Regions from separate parts of the Mus musculus genome. Here region 2 is linked to region 1. A link is a loop called in an ENCODE intact Hi-C map of the cell type or tissue named here. Cell type or tissue: heart. All regions are shown on one strand. Each heading gives the region's core, and the rest is flanking DNA. Links, peaks and the distances in the headings are about the cores only. Region 1 holds the start of Arhgef12 (Rho guanine nucleotide exchange factor (GEF) 12). Region 2 overlaps Arhgef12 (Rho guanine nucleotide exchange factor (GEF) 12).

Region 1 (9,060 bases), core at 653-8,652:
GATGCGATGGTTTCTCCGGGAAACTGGCCACTATCACAGTTTCACGGGGGATGTGGTGGACTTCCTCTTTGTGGCTCTGTTCACTGGTGTGAGGATTGGTGTGGGCGCTCATCTCCTTTTCTGTGAAATGGTCTCACCCACCCCCAAGTGGTTTGTGAAGGTTGGGGGTGTGGCGATGTATGCTGTGTCTTGGTGCTTCATGGTTAGCATCTGGCGCTTTGCATGGAAGAAAAGCATCAAGAAGTACCATGCGTGGAGAAGCAGACGGAATGAAGAGCGGCAGCTAAGACACAATGGGCATCTCAAGACACACTAGTCAAGGCTTGTCCCCAGTCAGTGGATTGGATTGAATTGGTCATGGGACCAGGGTCAGAAACAGAGCTAAGCTTATAGGGCTTAGAAAGCGAGCACTTAGGTTTCAAAAAAGGGCTAAAGGTATGGTTATGACTTCAGTCATTTTCCAGGCTAAGCATATGCAGTCTTGAAACACCTACTCCTGTAGTGGCACTTGTACACCCTCAGTGATGATTGACAAGTGGGCAGAGCTGTTTAGTGATGACCACTGTCACTTGTTTTTTGGGTCCCCATGTTCATTGGAGACCTTGGTATTCAGACATCTCTGAAAAGAACTTGAGTCAAATCAGTGCTGTTTCTTGTTCTTTTGGAAATAACTCCTTCCCCACACTTACTCCTGATTTCCACGAGACATTTTAAGTATGTTCATCCCATGTAAAGGGAGGGACTCTCAGGAAGGGGCATGGGTCAGGCATTCAAGTATCTGTGAATGGGAGCTGTTATGCCAAGAGGGACAGAGAGGAGGGAGTGAAGCTAACAATGGCAGGAACTTCTCACTGCGTCTCCCTTCACTAACTGTGCCAGAGGTTACCAAGGACACCCTCGGCTTCCATGATTCATCAAGAAGACTCAGGGCTTTCATCTGCAATGATGAAAGGATACGGAGAAGACTCAGCAAAGGGAAAAGAACCTTTGTCCAAGCTCATGGGATCTAAGCACTCGCTTCTAGTCTCTTGCTTGGATATACAGGAGTGATTCACAACAACACACATGAAAGTCATCAAACACTTGGTGTCCCAAACTTTGATGGCAGTAGGTCATGTGCTTCTAAGTAGCGTGAGGCAACATTCCAGATCCCCCAAAGCGGTCATTTGGCATAAGCCATAGTGTTTCAGAAACAGTTTAGGAACAGTGAGGCAATCTTAACAGTTTCTGGTGGGAGCCCTCACCAACGTTACAAGCAGGCCTTTGCAAGGATAGCAGCTCAGGGTTCCTGTGTTAACTCTGTGTGCACAGAAACTGTAGAGCTAGTGCTTCAGATGCAAGATGAGTGAGATGTGGGTAGATTTAGATTTACTTGGTCCAGTTGTACGGGTTCTGCCCGACCAGGAAGAGTATGCCAGTTCTCAGGGCTTTTGTGAATTAATCTGCTAGGCATGAGAGGCCATGGCTAAATTCCACGGGGATTTACCATGTGGATTCCACTGTACTTGAGATGGAGTTCAGGTTTCAGCTCCTGGTACATACTGCAAACTAGAACCAAAGATTTTCATGTATGTGATAGCCTCAGGCTCCTTCCTTCCTTCCTTCCTTCCTTCCTTCCTTCCTTCCTTCCTTCCTTCCTCCCTTCCTCCCTTCCTCCCTTCCTCCCTTCCTCCCTTCCTCCCTTCGTTTCTTCTTCCTCTACCTCCTTCTTTTCTTACTTTTTCTTTGTTTTAGATCCCCCCCCCCCCCTTAAATCACCTTTTCCCTTCTCCTGAGACACTGTCTTGCTTGTATAGTTCAGGCTGGCCTTGAACTCTATTTTTCCACTTAAGCTTCCTCAGGGCTAGGATTACAATCCTGTGCCACCATGCCTGGCTCCAATGTAGGGCTTTAATGGAAAAAAAAAAGTATTATCTGTTTGTGCATTTGTTGTCTTTCCTATATTATTTAGATCAATGGTGACTGGTTAATTCAGGTGGTAAGCCAGGAGATGGTGCTACTGAAGAAGCAAGGTTAAAGGTCAGAGAGAAGTGTCAGCCCATTCTATAGTCACTGGGGACACTAACCCAGTGAGCAGCATTACCTACAAAAACCAGTCACAAGGGAGGTTGAAAACGTAGACATTCTTGCAAATGGAAAGGTTCTTTAACAGTAAGTAGCTAAAGAGGTATCTTTTAGCTGTCGGGCTTTCGTTTTTGTTTTCTGGACAGATAACACCATGCTTCCTTTTCTCTGATTTGTGTCATAGATATGTTGGTGTGTTCCTTTGAGAAGTCTTTTTTTTTTTCCTTTTTCAGAGCTGAGGACCGAACCCAGGGCCTTGCGCTTGCGAGGCAAAGCACTCTACCCAATCCCTGGTGGTGGTGTGTTCCTTTCCAGCAAAACTGTGGGCAGAACTGGAAACTGGGGAATGCTGACTTCAGCAAAAGCAGAGTCAATAAGAGTGGCTTGGCACATAGGCATAAAGAAAAAAACAAAACAAAACTGGCTTTTGTATTTTGGCCCCGTGTAACCTGCTCCAGACCAGACCAGGGAGCAGGCTTAATCAAATTCATGCTGGTTCCTTTCTCCCTCCCTCCTCAGAAGGAAAGGATTGTAGATCTTTCTGTTTGAGGCAAACTCAAGCAAATGCCTGTAGGTTTTTATTTATTTATTTATTTTTGATAACAAGGCACCTGAACGAGCGATAAGTGGGGAGGAATTCCTCATTTCAGCTCTTCTTGATGGTCTAACTAGTAACTATGAGGAAAGTCAGAGATTAAAAACCTCTTGAAGATGACTCAGCAGTTAAGAGGTTGCCTGTTTTTACAACCCAGGTAAATGAAGGGCAGACTAGTGTGCGATGTGTCCCCAGACACAAAAGGGGACACTTATTTGCATTTGAATTACTGTGTAATCATCCCTGATATTGCTCAAGAAGGATTTATATTTCAATACGATTTGTACTAAATTTTATAGAAATAAAATAACTTTCTATAAACCCAGAGTCTGCCTTCGTATCTTTGTTGCGGTTTTACCAAGGGAGAAAAGCCTCTGGCTTGTAGAAATGTTGACAGTAATCTGCTCTTTAGCATTAATCATTCCTATTTTTTATGTGGAAGATAGCAATCAGCACACAATCAGTGCAGAAAATAGTTTGCCTAAACGTGGAGGAATAATATTCTGATTTTACCAACTGTTTGAGCAGTTGCTCCCCCACCCCCAGTGTCTCAGGCCTGCTTGACAAGTACTCTACCACTGAGCTACCTCCTCATTCCTACTCCCCCTTTTTGAGACAGGGCTTTGCTCTGTAGCACAGGCTGGCCTGAAACTCACCATGTAGCCTTCCTCCAAATTCACAAGTCATCCTCCTACCTCAGCCTTTCAAGTGCTGGGAGTAAAGGTGGAAGCTACCATAACCAGCTAGACAGTGGATTTCTGATGCTTACAACAGTCCTGGGTACAGCAGGCCCTTCATAAGCACATTGAAGCAGTGAATAAGAGGATAAATGTGGCCTCGAGGATGTTCCACTGGAAACTGCATGTCCAGGGATTGGGTCACTGGTGCCACTTTCCTAGGTAAAGGGCTATGTGTGACCTAGGGAAGGGACCTTGGTTTGCTTGGCTCTACTGAAGGCATTCCATAGGTAGACTCTTAGTGGTGAAGTTATAATGAGCCTTTTGTCAGGATATTAAAAAATAAAATCAGAGCCTTGTGAGTGATTAGAGATTTTCATCATTGAAACAGTAGTTATTCAGTCCTCTGCTGACCATCTTCTGAAAGCTTTCCCACAGCAAAATGCCGCCTTTGCTCACAGCTAGAACGCTGGGGCTGTAAAATTTGGAAAGATGTTGAAAACAGCTTGCCAAAAGGTTTTGTATGCAAGGAAGAGAAGGTGAACTAGGAAGTGTTCCCAGTTTGTCTCACCCCTGAAGCTCAAGCATTGAGGCAGGCTGGAAAGGAAGACGGGAACTTATTTTTAAAATTCATGATTTGATGAGTCATCAGACCCCCCCCCCCCATTCGCTTGATACTTGCATTGTGACATTAGTAGGACAAGGGAGAAGAGGACAGCACACTCAAGAAAACTCGAGTAAGCTTGGGGAGAAGGTTCACATCTCGTTTATAGTGATGGATGTTTGGAACTCTTTCCAACGATAGGTAGAAACAAGTTGGAGTCTTCAGGCTAGAATTGCCATGTTGGGATTTACCAGCAGATGGCAACGTGTCCAGGTCTGATCGTTAGGAAAGTGGCTTGGAACTCCAATCTGCTTCTATTCTTTCCAAAAATAAACATTACAAAATTAGCTGGCTGTGCCCCGAACTTAAAAAAAAAAAAATCTAGCGAGAGAGTCATTTCAGGCTTCTGTTTATCTTTTCCCCTTTGCCCCCCATTCTAACGTCACCTTGAGCTCATGCATCTATTCAGGGGTGATGATCCGATCGTTTCGCGAACTGTTGTGGAATGACTTAGAAACAGCATTATTAAGAGGTAATTATTTCCTTTCCACACCCACTGTTTATTAGATTTGATTTCCACAAAATGGCCGAAGTCTCTTCCCACCTACACGGATTGAAGCTCAGAAGAGACTGAAGATAATTGTATAAAAGGAATAGTCGCTTGATGTTTACAGGCAGAATTGGAGAACTATATTGTGTCGTGGTCCCTCATTTCCTCAGGGACAGATTTATTCAATCAGAAAACTACATGGTTAGCTGAATGTCTCTACCCCATCGAAAGAGAAACCAGAAAACATTTGGGAACTCTTCAAAGGGATCCCTCGTGCTGTGCTGTTTACCGGACAGATGTATTACTTCTTCCATCTCTTTTCACAACACGCTTATTAACTTGCTGTGGAAAGCACCATGCGTTCTCAATTTGGCAAACAATACAGTTCATTTTGCCAAGGCAAAACAGCCTAAAAGCAATATTTATATCAGGAACTCCTGGCTTAAGTGTGGGCCCAGATCCTTTCTCCACAGCCTCTTCTGGCCATCCCCCCACCCCTTTCCCCTCCGTGCTGTGGGACTAGGCCAGCAGGTGCCCCAGGTGATTGGCTCACCCCAAAACCTGTGTGTGTGTGTGTGTGTGTGTGTGTGTGTGTGCGCGCGCGCGCAGGTTTGCCTAACACTGTCGGGGGCCCGTGGACCTGGGCTCGCACGCAGTCATCAAAAGCATTTGACACCGGGAACGAATACATTCTCTTAAAGAATAAAAGTTTCCAGCCCGGGAGTTCCGAAGAACCTCTAAACGTGAACTCCTCGAGACTGTGGAATGGCTCCTCTGCTGTCCCGGGTGGATTGTACACTGTGGGCTGCACCTCGAGAGCATTCGAGGGGCAAGAAGGCAGCAGTGCCCGCTTCGCCACACAGAACTACTTTTTCGCTTCCCTCTATCCCCCGCGACAGCACTGAGCGGAAGTATCTGCTCAAGTTTGGAGAGTCCGGGAAGCGGAGGGATCCCGGGTGAAGCGGCTTCCCGAAGTCCCAGGGAGAAGGGCCCAAAAAAGTCGGCGGGGGAGGGGACGGCTCGGCGCGCTCCAGTCGCGCCGGGCCGAGGGGACAGAACCGGAACCGGAACCCGCGCGCGCGCCCGCCCGCAGCGGTCGCAAGGCTCGTCACCGCCGGCGGCCCCCTCCACCCTGGGCGCGCTCCCGCGAGTGCCCCTGAGACCGGGCGAACGGCCCTGCGCACCGAGCCTCCACCGCCACCGCCGCCGCCGCTGCTCGGGGGCCGGGCTTCCGGGCCGGGCCGAGACCTCCCGCTCCTCGCGGGAGCCGCCGCCTACCAGAGCGTCGGGGAGGAGCCGCCGTGCCACTGCGGAAGAAGCGCGGGGGCCTCCGAGGGATGGGGAGCTGCCCCGGGCGCTGAGACAGGGTCCCTGTCAGCGCGGCGGCCGGAGCCGGGTGGGGGCGGCGCGGAGCAGCTCAGGGCCCTCGGCCCGGGGACATGGGGCGGCGCGAGTCCGGCGCGGGACGGTGTGAGACGCGGCGGAGGCTGCGGCCACGAGTGGCCCGCAGCCCCAGATAGAGCGGGGACCCGAGGGCCGGGCCCCGCCGACTCGGGACCGAAGCCGACGCCCGTCCCTGAGCCGATCCTGCCCCAGCTCCGGAGGGATCCCGGTTCCCGTCCTACGGCTCGCGACTTCCCTCTGTGACGAAGTTTTCTCTCCGTGCCTTGCTGAGGATCGTTCTTAGTTCTTGAGCTCGCCTTGTGGCCGACTTGCTCGGTTTGTTTGGGGAGATAACTTGTTTTGCCTCAGCCCGCATCCCCTTTCCTTGACCCCTTGCAATCGGATGTTCTAGATGACTGAATGGAGTTTTGAGTTGGACTTTTGTGTCCCTGCCGAAATTGGGCCTGATCCCAGAGCACTGGGGGTGGGGTGTGGAGGTGTTACTGTAAAATGCAAGTTGGATAAAAAGAAGACCTCTCGCCAAGGGCCCCAATGAGTGGCACACAGTCTACTATCACGGACAGGTGGGTATGAAGTTCCTCGGTCGCTAACCTTCCCTGGATTCGGTCCCACGCAGCAGGGGAGTCGGTGATGCAGATTTGCCTTCAGCTAGTGCAATTGACAGGCATAGGAAAGAGGGTTGTTTCGGAGCTGTGCAATTAGTCTAGGGTTGCTGCCAAGTTAACCGGTTGATTGAATTTGGAAATGCAGGTTTTTTTGGGAGAGAAACTTTCCCCCATATTCTCAGAGGAAATGAAGGAAAACCATGATTGTGGTTTTCTGTCGGGTGCATTAAGATTGTGTACTCGTTTTGGAACCAGAGGGAGGTCATTTTGGGTGAAGGTCAGAGCTTGAGGTCGGTGGGTACTGGTGCATCATCGGGTGGATTCCTGTCCTGTGGTAGTTCTAGACTCACAATTTTAGGAGTTTCTGTCTGTGAACTTAATTTTCATCCTGCTGCATTGTGATTTGTGACTCTGATCTTTTTACGTGTTGACCTGCACAGTGTTTAATTATTAATTACCTAATTTTCCAGAATGTTGACATTACCAGTAAATCACGGGTTCTTGCTGGGGACAGTTTCCAGGAGCTAAAGGAAATGAGGGAAAAATCATGGGGCCTGCTTCTAATTATTCTTTTTTTTTTTTTTTTTTTTTTTAACATTTCATCTTTCAGAAGCCCTAGCATTTAAAGATGTAAACTCTAGCTCTGGTTTAGGCATGGCAGGTGGATCTTGTTTGTTAATCGGGTGACACGGTGTGGTGTGTAGAGTATGTAGTCCAAGTGTAGTTCTTAAAGAGGTCCTTTGAGTTCTTTTTAGTGAAAGCAAGTTGCTTCCTTTAGCATATTTTATTCCTCAACTAAATTATGACATTGCATGTTACTTCCAAATTTTATCTTGTTGTTTTTTTTTCTCAAATTGTTGTCATAAAACAAAACAAAACAAAGCAAAACAAAGTATTGAAGCAGAAGGCCAAAAGTCTTCAAGAGCAACATTAGTGCTCCAGCGGAAAGCAGTTTAGTTTCCTAATGAGAGAGTCTCACCCAATTGTGCGACTCATTTGTTGATTTTTAAAGGGGCCAAATTCCATTATCATACCATAACAGCTTCTCCAGAGACAGGGCTTCCCTTTCCTGTTGATGCTTTCCAGTGTCACATGAGTGTTCACCTAAAAGATGCCCTAAATATTTAAAGTACTTATGTTTATCCTTTGTTTGTCTGCTTTGCTAGGCAGGGTTTCATTTCGGTTTTCCTGCTAATACAATGTACTTCTATGTAGAGACAGTTGTCAGGGCTCTTCCTGTTACATCTACCATCCTGGTCCCTCTCCTGGCCTGACTCACAGGTGTCCAGATAATTGTGCTGCTGGTTCATTCAGTCCTTGCCTGTCAGTTGAGCCTAGAGTTAAGCAGACTTACCAGAAACTGGTGTAGCCCTGGTTTTCATTAAGATGTTGCAGAGTTTAATAATTTGTAGAAACAGAATTTAGAGTCACTGAATCGTTCCACACAAAAGTCACACAAAAGCACCCATGGAAGGATTTTTTTTTTCTTCCCCAGCTTTTTTTCCTCAGGGATTTTTGTTCTCTTTCTGGTATATAAACACATTGGACATAAACATTGAAATCTGAGTCTTTTTTAAAAAAATAACTTAATTCTTCTTATGAACCGTAAACATGTACAAAAATAAATCTTAAAAACCCCTGACTGCAGGTATGTGCACCTGGGATAGAAGAGGCTTTAGGATTTCATGGGAGCTTGTGAGCTGCCTACCCTGGGTGCTGGATATGTAACTTGGGTCCTCTGCCAGAACAAGAACAGTATGGGTGTGCTCCTAACTGTTGAGCCGTCTCTTAGCCCCCCACCCCCACCCCATTTTTCTTCTTGTATCTGGCTGTGTGTAGCATGGCAGTCCTCCCCCTGCCTAAGTCTCCTGAAGAGGTGGACTGCCTCCCTGCTGGATTCTTGCTCTTAGATATTTATGTGAGAACAGTGGATGCACATTCTGTGGAGTCAAGTGTTGTATCTGCCTCCCTTCCCCCAAGACAGGGTTTCTCTGTGTAGCCCTGGCTGTTCTATCTGTATGTAGGCTAGGCTGGCCTCAAACCCAGAGATCCTCTTGCCACTGCCTTCTGAGTGCTGGGATCAGAGGCGTGCACCACCACTGCCCCACCTTAAGTGTTTCATCTTTTTCTTATCTTTTTTTTAAAAAAAAATACTATTTATTTAATGTATATGACAGTCCACGGTAGCTGTCTTCAGACACACCAGAAGAGGGCATTGGATCCCATTACAGATGGTTGAAAGCCACTATGTGGTTGCTGGGAATTGAACTCAGGATCTCTGCAAGAGCAGTCAGTGCTCTTAACCACTGAGCCATCTCTCCAACCCAAGTGTTTCATCTTTTAACATAGAGGAAAAAGTTACATTGGTCAAGGGAAGCAGTCTAAATATGTTAATGCTTTGTGGGGCTTAGGCCTAAATAACTTCTCATCATAAACCTCTACTATGTTGCTTCAGACAACTGAGCCATGTAAAATAAGATCCTGGACTAAAACTAATTGAAATCCAGTTCTTTGTCAGGCACTGGAGTTTGGTGGCTCTCTTTTCCCCTTTAAAAAGAGAA
Region 2 (9,060 bases), core at 674-8,673, 85 kb after region 1:
AGCCATGCGTGCTGGAGTACAAACAGGTGATCGAATCATCAAGGTAAAGCAGTCGGTGTCGTGGGAGTCCTGTGGGCTGCAGCGCCTGCCTCGGCTGTAGGCCTCTTTCCACCTGGTTCTTTAGAAAAAGCAGCTCCCTGCCTTTCATACAAGCTTTCTCCATTTGTTTCAAAGTTCACATTAACCCTTACTGAAAGGCACAATAAAGGCTTGTTTAAATGGAGTCACCTTTGTTCTTGAGTAGGAAAGAAACTCATTTTTAAAAACTCATTTCTGCATAAATTAACGTATTAGCAAGGAGCAGTCACACAGCTAGGACTGTGCTGGTGAGTTGTCACTTGCAGGTTGATTATTGTTGCAGATGAACTTTTAAAGAAGCTGATACAGAGTCCCTAGTATTTGTCAGGCTCCGAGTTTGATATCCATTACCAGGAAAACAACAAAGAGTAAAAAACCAAACGACAAGTAGCTGAGGAAAGAAGTGTTGTGTGTGAGGGGAGGTGACGGAGGTTAGTTTTAACTGAGTTAAACTGAGTTAGTTTCAGTGGAGACCAGAAACAGGCCTTGAGGACTTGGGGTTTGAGATAAGGTTTCATGTACCCCAGGCTGGGCAGAAATTTCTGATTTTCCTGCCTACAAAGTATTGGTATTACAGGTGCTCATCACCATGTGCAATTTGGATGGTCCTGGGGAGCAAGCCCTGGGCTTCATGCCTGATAGCCAAGCGCTCTCCCACTGAGCTCCTTCTCCAGCCCAAGCCCTGTGAACTCTGATTGTTAGAAGGAGTACATTTCCCAGGAATTTCTGTTGAAACTGTTGAATAATTTGATTACCTAAAAGTAATTATATAGGTAAAGAGAATATTCTTGAAAGTATTTAAAAGAATTAAGAGCATGATACTCTTTATTGTAAAGAACACTGTGTGTGTGTGGTATATACATACAGGTCTGTATGTTGCAGGTATGTATATATGTACATGCGTGAAGACCAAAGGCGTTCTCTATCAGTGCCTGCCCCATTATCTGACCAAATCTCTCACTTGCTGTCCACTGTGCCCCTACCCTCTCCGCTAGGCTTGCAGTCATGAAGCCCCAGCAATCCTCCTTTTTTACCTCCTGTCCTCCTCTCTGAACTCCTCCAAACTATACCTGGTGCCAGGACACAGGCCTGGGAAGCCACGCCAGGCTTTTCTTCATTGATGGCGGATCAAGACTTGTGCAGCAAGCACTCTTACCCACTGTGCCATCTTCCCAGCCCAAGAGCACTGTTTAGTTACAAGAAAAAAAAAAAATTAAATTAAATGGCTTGGTGGGGCACTGGGAAAGTAGGCAGGAGGAGCATCTACAGATTTGAGGAGGCCAGCCTGATCTACATAGTAGGTCCCAGAACTACAGGCCCTGTCTGAAAATACAACAAAAATTAAGTGAATAAATTATTACAAAAAAATAGTAATTCTTATAGAAAAATTAGCAAATAATTTCATCAGAAAATTCTTCAGAGTAATTGAAGTAACTAAATTACTCATGGGTATATGGTCAGTGTCATTGATGACAATGAAATAGAAATTAAAATGGGACGTGAAAAATGCGTTTCCTTGTCAGGAAGTGTGATGCTTGAAGATTCAGACCTGACATAAAATAGATGCAGTAGAATGGCTTCCTTCGTTGGCTTCAGCATCAGTTATGAAAAACCTGTTGATTAGAAATTGTAAGCCAGGCATGGTGACGCACGCCTTCCTTTAATCCCAGCACTCGGGAGGCAGAGGCAGGTGGATTTCTGAGTTCAAGGCCAGCCTGGTTTACAAAGTGAGTTCCAGGACAGCCAGAGCTATATAGAGAAACCCTATCTCGAAAAACCAAAAAAAAAAAAAAAAGAAATTGTAAATATTGATGGCTCAGCGGGTAAGAGCACTGACTGCTCTTCTGAAGGTCCTGAGTTCAAATCCCAGCAACCACATGGTGGCTCACAACCACCCATAATGAGATCTGACCCCCTCTTCTGGTGCGTCGGAAGTCAGCTACAGTGTGCTTATGTATAATAATAAATAAATCTTTGGGCCAGAGCAAACAGGGACTGAGCAAGCGGGGTTGACCAGATCAAGCAGAGTTCCTAAAAATTCAATTCCCAACAACCACATGAAGGCTCACAACCATCTGTACAGCTACAGTGTACTCATATATAAAATAAATTAATTAATTAAAAAAATTGTAAATATGTATTAAAGTTTTTTATCTAAGGAAATAACGTGTACAGATGCACCACATGAGATTTGTCAGACACTGAAAACTCATAATCTATCATCTAAGTGTGCATGAACTGAGGATAGAGCAAAAGCCCTGTCTCTTTAAGAGAGACTGGATTAAAGCAGCAGAATGCCTCCCTGTGATCCCAGCACTCAGGACAGTCAGGGAGAGTCAGGAGCTCACGGCCATCTGTATAATAAGACTGTGTCAAAGAATACCAGTTAGAAAGGCTGGAGTCATTGGGTTCACTGGTGTCTATTGAGAGATGGCAGTATGATAAAAAGAAAGCAGTTACTGTCTGTCACCCATGTTTGCATTGAAAATATTGAAAATGTTAAATGTCAAAGTTAACAGCAACAACTCTGAGAGACCTGAAGCATACTGCTGTATTTTTTTCCTTGTGTGTATTGTGCATATGTTGTATATGTGTGTGTGCATGAGCACATGTGTACACATGTATGTTCAGCCAAGAGAGCCACTCAGGTGCTGTTCCTTTGGTGCTGTTAGCCTGATTTTGAGACAGGCTTTTGTTGGTCGGCTTGCTTATTACACTGAGCTGGCTAGCCTGTGGTCCAGGGCTCATCCTGTCCCTGCTTCCCCAGCAGTTGGACTGACCGTAAGTGCCTGCAGCAGCCTGGCATTTTCATGTGGGTTCTGGGGACCCAGCTCAGGTCCTCATGCTTGCTTGGCACAGCAGGCACTTTATGGACAGAGATCTCCCCACAGCTCCCTACTCATGGAGTTCAACTGTAAGTTGGGGTTAAAAAGTTGCATGAGAAAAAGTATAAAATTAATGTGAAATCTGTTGATTATGTTGCAGTTATCAATGTTCGACTCTTTTACATTGCAGTATGTCATTGTCATCTATAAATAGATTGGGCTTGTCTTCTCAGCTATCCTAGGATGCTGTAGCCAAGTGGCCACGGGTTAGATATACCACCTTTAAATGAAGGTCTTGTTTTGTGTTTAAGTTCATTTTGTTGCTGAATATATAGTGGAAAAGTGAATTTTGGACCAAGTGTTTATTATAATTAATACACAGTACATCCTGAAGTCACTCTGTGTCTGTTGTTTTATTTGATGCATATTGTTTAAATTTTCTTACAGGTGAATGGTACTCTGGTGACTCATTCAAATCATCTGGAGGTGGTGAAACTAATCAGATGTAGGTGAATGTTATTTTTTAAATTGTTTTCTCAAACCATTAAAAAAGGGTCACCAAGCATTTTTCTGTAACTGGCCAAATACCAAGTATTTTAGGCTTTGTGAACTACATAGTTACTACTGCAGCTTGTTACTGTCCCACAAAAGCATATGTGGACAATATACAAATGAGTGGATATGGCTTAGTTCCAATAAAACATTATTTGGCAAAACGGTCTGTGATCTAGCCCTGTAGCTTGGTGTTTTCCATGCCCCCAACCCCACTGGAAGGTCTAAGGTAAAAATTTACTAGTTATTTTGTGTCAGCTCCCAGCTTTAGTACATCTGTTTGAAAGTATATAAATCCTGACAATCAAGCAGCTTGAGAATCTGATACAGTGTCCTGAGAAGAACTTTAGAAATCCTGTAGTGCAGTCGCTTGACCTTAGATCAGTAAATGGTTGTGACATCCAGCCGATCTTTTGGAGAAGCACAGGGCTCTGGATTTACAGCATTCAGGTCTGTACATTACAACAGTAGGGCTGGAAGTGGGTGGTGCTCTTCTAAGCTGACAGCAAGGTAGGGGTTGGCCAAGTTCCAGTACCAGCAGGGCCTCAGTTTCTCTATTTTTACAGGTTCATGAGAGGATTCAGTGGTTTTGTGAGTTTCCCTTCTGTTGGTGATAGTGGTGGGTATTTGGGATATTGGGATTCAGTGAGGTCCTGAAGTCCTCCTCCCCCACCCTGCTATGGTCTGTTGTTACTTTCTAGCTCCACCCACTCTGGAAAAGAAGCTGTGCGTTTGTGATGACTTGACTCTTTGCATGGATGGTAGCATGACAGTTCTCCAGAAGCAGAGAAAGGCATGTTTATGTCTCATCATATAAACAGCTCTGCTCTCTGTTCTGGCCAGGCGTGGGTGTTAGGTGTTTGTCATGTTTTTAAAGAAATATAAAAGTGCAAAGAGAAAGCTGAAAATAAATGGCATGTAGCAGAAAAGGAATGTGTGATTGTGTCAGGCCATTTCATAGTAAGTACAGTCTAAAAAAGGAGAGCTATTTCTAGCCAAGCAGAATCACTTACTGAGCAGACAGACTTTATATAGTCAGTGTGGCTCTGCTGTGCAGGTTAGGTTAGACTTACCTAGTACACCTTGCATAATCTAAGTGCGTGTGAGCTTGAGACCTGCCTCAGCGCTGAGTGATGACAGTTACGTGTGTGTTACATGCCATGTCTGCCTCAATAAACTAAGTTCCTTTAAGGCCTTTTTTGAGGGATGAGGATTGGAGTAGGGGTTCAAACTGAGTTGTATGTAGCCTAGGGTAGCCTTGAACCTATTGTACAGCTAAGGCTGGCCTTGACATTTTGATACTATTGTCTTTATCTGCCTAGTGCTGATATTATAAGCATAAACCTCATACCTGACTTATTTAGTCCCAGGATTGTAACCCAAGGCATCACACATGATAGACAAGCACTCTACCGACATAACTATACCCCAGCCTCAGTGATGACCTTTTTAAAAAGCTGTATCCTAGTTCTTTCATTGCCTCCTCATTGCTCATGTAATCCTGGTTACTTATGGCCTACTTTTTAATGCCCACTCCAAACATCATCAGAGTGATTGCATTTTGGTTTCCTTTGAACCAGTTAAAGAATAGAAAGAGCTAGAGTGAGGTGAGCATTTGGACTAGTAAGATGGAGTAAATGGCTTTCTCACAAAGAATATTAAGACTGAAAGCTTTATTTCAAAGAATACTTGCTGGGCATTGTGGTGCATAGTTGTGATACCAGCACTTGGGAGGCTCAGGCAGGAGCATCACAAGTTCAAACGTTACCTTGCTGCAGAATGAGTTCAAGGTCATCTTGGGCAACTTAGAGAGGTTGTCTCAAGATAAAAAATATCTTAAAAGGTTCAATAAGTCACTGGACAAGTATGCATTCCCTGGGTACAGTCCTCACTACCACAGATAAAGAGAAAAGAGTTTTTTAAAAAGTTTCTCAACAGTGTTACTTTTTCTTTTCTTCTTTTCTCCCCACCTCCCCACCTCCAGCTGGTTCCTATGTAGCTCTCACTGTCCAGGGACGCCCACCTGGGTCGCCCCAGATCCCACTTGCTGATTCTGAAGTAGAGCCATCAGTCACTGGACATATGTCTCCCATTATGACATCCCCTCATTCCCCTGGAGCAGCCGGGAATATGGAGAGAATCACCAGTCCTGTGCTCGTGGGGGTAAGATCAGAGCGTTGTAGTAGATGCTCAGGCATACAAAGATCTCTTTGAGTTGTATAAAGAATTCTGTGTATTTAACTTATCAGTAAACTTCCATTCAAGATTCTAGAATATACTTACTTATAGAAGTTACATAATTTTCTGGAATAATTGTTATTGTGGTAAATTTAGTTGAACTATTAGATACCTGTCATGTATAAAACAGTGTCCAATCCACAGAGATATGCTTATATTTTTAGTCTATGCTCAAAGTTGTTAGTCATCTGACAGTGTCTGCTTTTTGAAGATAAGAGTGGGTGTTTGTTTGTTTGTTTACCTTTGTGTTCCTAATGCCTGAAATACTGCTCAACATATTGGAGGGGCTTAATAAACCTTTGTTGAATGAAGTTAAGACTCTATAAGTAACCATAAAAAGAGAAACAGAATGTAGACCAAGGGGGGAAATGCTAAGTTGTGTGAGGCTTTCAAGGAGGAGAAAGCACATCCAACTGTGATGGTCAGGGTCATCAAAGACTGGTTGTGTTGAGTTTAGCCGTTTATAGTGGGTGACGGTGGTTGTCACGGTGAGAAAGGCAGACAGGTGGAGAAGATAGAATAAACCCGTTTGAAAGCCAAGACAGTACCAGAACTTTCAGAAAAGCAAGACTTTTGTTTAGCTAGTGCCAGTTAAGGAGGTGAGTGGTGGGATGTGGCTTAACGAAAGGTCGTGTGTGTATTCACAGTCGGTGAGCAAGTGGACACCAGTAAGTGAGTAAGCAGGAAGGATCCTTTGACTGGGAGAGGGGTGTGGCTGTTACGGCAGTATAGGACGACACAGAAATTTGTAAAACAAAAGTGATGAGTTGGGAGTTGTCTCAGATTTCCGGCAAGTTGGAGTGGAAATGGAAGGAAGTGTGGGATTGGGGGTGCACTGGGAGGGATGGATGGATGGATGGATGGATGGATGGAGGGATGGATGGATGGATGGAGGGATGGATGCATGAGATGGATGGATGGATGGATGGATGGAGGGATGAGATGGATGGATGGATGGATGGATGGATGGAGGGATGGAGGGATGGATGCATGAGATGGATGGATGCATGAGATGGAGGGATGGATGGATGGATGGATGGATGGAGGGATGCATGAGATGGATGGATGGGTGCATGGATGGATGGATGGATGGAGGGATGCATGAGATGGATGCATGAGATGGATGGATGGATGGATGGAGGGATGGATGGATGGATGGATGCATGAGATGGATGCATAAGATGGATGCATGAGATGGATGGATGGATGGATGGATGGAGGGATGGATGGATGGATGGATGCATGAGATGGATGGATGGATGGATGGATGGATGGATGCATGAGATGGATGGATGGATGGATGCATGAGATGGATGGGTGGATGGATGGAGGGATGCATGAGATGGATGGATGGATGGATGGATGGATGCATGAGATGGATGGATGGATGGATGGATGGAGGGATGCATGAGATGGATGGATGGATGGATGGATGGATGCATGAGATGGATGGATGGATGGATGGATGGATGCATGAGATGGATGGATGGATGGATGGATGGATGCATGAGATGGATGGATGGATGGATGGAGGGATGCATGAGATGGATGGATGGATGGATGGATGGATGCATGAGATGGATGGATGGATGGATGGAGGGATGCATGGAGGGATGGATGCATGAGATGGATGGATGGATGGAGGGATGCATGAGATGGATGGATGGATGGATGGATGGATGCATGAGATGGATGGATGGATGGATGGAGGGATGCATGGAGGGATGGATGCATGAGATGGATGGATGGATGGAGGGATGCATGAGATGGATGGATGGATGGATGGATGGATGGAGGGATGCATGAGATGGATGGATGGATGGGTGCATGGAAGCATGTTAGGTAGTAATGTCTCAACTGGGAGAGTAGAATCAACAGATTTGTACTTCTGTAATCCCAGCTCTTCAGCTGATACCCACATTTACTGTTCTTGTGAACATAGTTTAGTGAAGGCAAAACTGTTCCTGCCTTCCTGTTTTCTTAATGAAATGAGCCACCTTCATTCATAACTTCCAGGAGTAAGAACTAAAGGATACCTCGCTGACAAGGAACACCATCTCTCTTGGCTTTCAGTTTTAGCCTCATCTCTCCTGTGCTGTGTTCTCATCCTTTTCTAGGAGGAAAACAATGTGGTCCATAACCAGAAAGTAGAGATTCTGAGAAAGATGTTACAGAAGGAACAGGAACGGCTGCAGGTAAGGAGGTAGCCTGGGCTCTTCGTAGGCCAGAGGACCTGGGAGGTACTTGCCCATAGTCAGTGGATAGTCTGTCCCGTGCCAGCGGCTGTTGTGCTAGCAGTGGGTCTTTTCTCCACCTGACATGGATAATTAGTTTCTAAGGTGGTGTTATAACTTTCAGTTGCTGCAGGAAGATTACAACCGAACGGCTACCCAAAGATTGCTCAAGGAGATCCAGGAGGCCAAGAAGCACATCCCGCAGCTGCAGGAGCAGCTGTCCAAAGCCACGGGCTCTGCTCAGGTAGTGGCATTATTGAAAGTTCTGCCCAGTGTTTGCAGAACTTCTGGGATTGGGTCAGAGTATGTGGTAGTTTCCCTTTGAAAGTGATGTTTTTAGCAAAGGATAACAGGATGTTCTGTGTAGGATGTTACAGATGTAATGATTAACAGAAGTAAGTGTAGGCTTCCGATTGTTTGCTTGTGTTGGTTCCATTGAAATTTAGGAGAGTTGAGTACTTTTGATTTGCTGTGACAAACCAGAAATGTAGTTAAAAGTAGCTATACTTTTGTGGTTCACACTGTCACAGTGACAACTGATAATGTTTTTTAAAGAGGGATGTGAAGTTTTTGCAAACTAAAGGGCATTGTGGCAAATACATGGGCAGGCATTCTATAGTATCCTGAAGCTACTGTTGATCTCCTCTGTTTTACAAATGTACTTAAGACTGACTGCACAAAAGTGTAAGACTTGAGGTCAAGACCAGGCATAGCATAGCACTGAGGCCAGGGGAGGCAGAGGCAAGAGGATTGCACCTTAGAGGCCAGCCTGGGCTACAAGGTAAGAGACTGACTCTAGGAAAAGAAAATGAGAGAGATAAAGAAATTCTGAAATCCAAACTCATTAAGATCTCGAAGCTTCAATATTTATTTTTCTTTTATAGGCAGGATGTCACTTTTATAACGCTTCCTGGCTTACCCTTCCAAATGCCAGGATTACAGTTGTGCCCTGTCATAAGTGTACATTGTCATAGTCTTTGTTTTTCTTCACGGATGCAGAGTCTAACTGTATCTTCCTGACTAGCCTCACACTTGGCTATGTAGCCCAGGCTGGCCTTGAACTTAGCTCAATCCTCCTGCCTTAGGCCCCTGAGAGATGGAATCGTAGGCATATGCCATGTCTGTCTAGTTTC

What was found. A loop is a pair of places that touch in the nucleus more often than their neighbours do. Peaks named below come from ENCODE experiments on the same cell type or tissue, not always from the same donor. Only the 100,000 strongest peaks of a DNase experiment are listed, where the experiment ranks them.
Region 2: a loop joins it to region 1, with 2.7 times the contacts of the local background. A loop is called at or near these places in 6 of 42 quality-filtered maps.

Annotation. Positions count from the first base shown.
Region 1 is chr9:43,102,576-43,111,635 of GRCm38, reverse strand. Arhgef12 (Rho guanine nucleotide exchange factor (GEF) 12) reads left to right here and starts at 5,918. Exons shown (of 41, transcript NM_001359232.1): 1 at 5,918-6,457. The coding sequence starts at 6,426. It overlaps Tlcd5 (TLC domain containing 5), which reads left to right. Exons shown (of 3, transcript NM_001034863.3): 3 at 1-2,983. The coding sequence ends at 316. In heart, for the core only: a CTCF peak has its summit at 4,190 (motif pointing right); DNase peaks (open chromatin) are centred at 4,285, 5,065, 5,555 and 6,235; H3K4me3 peaks cover 4,745 bases; H3K27ac peaks cover 4,037 bases.
Region 2 is chr9:43,017,163-43,026,222 of GRCm38, reverse strand. Arhgef12 (Rho guanine nucleotide exchange factor (GEF) 12) reads left to right here. Exons shown (of 41, transcript NM_001359232.1): 6 at 1-43; 7 at 3,351-3,408; 8 at 5,440-5,618; 9 at 7,811-7,888; 10 at 8,052-8,171. Among named protein-coding and RNA genes, the nearest start is that of Gm36648, 74 kb to the right of the region's middle. In heart, for the core only: no CTCF peak of the experiment used is centred there; no DNase peak of the experiment used is centred there; H3K27ac peaks cover 1,706 bases.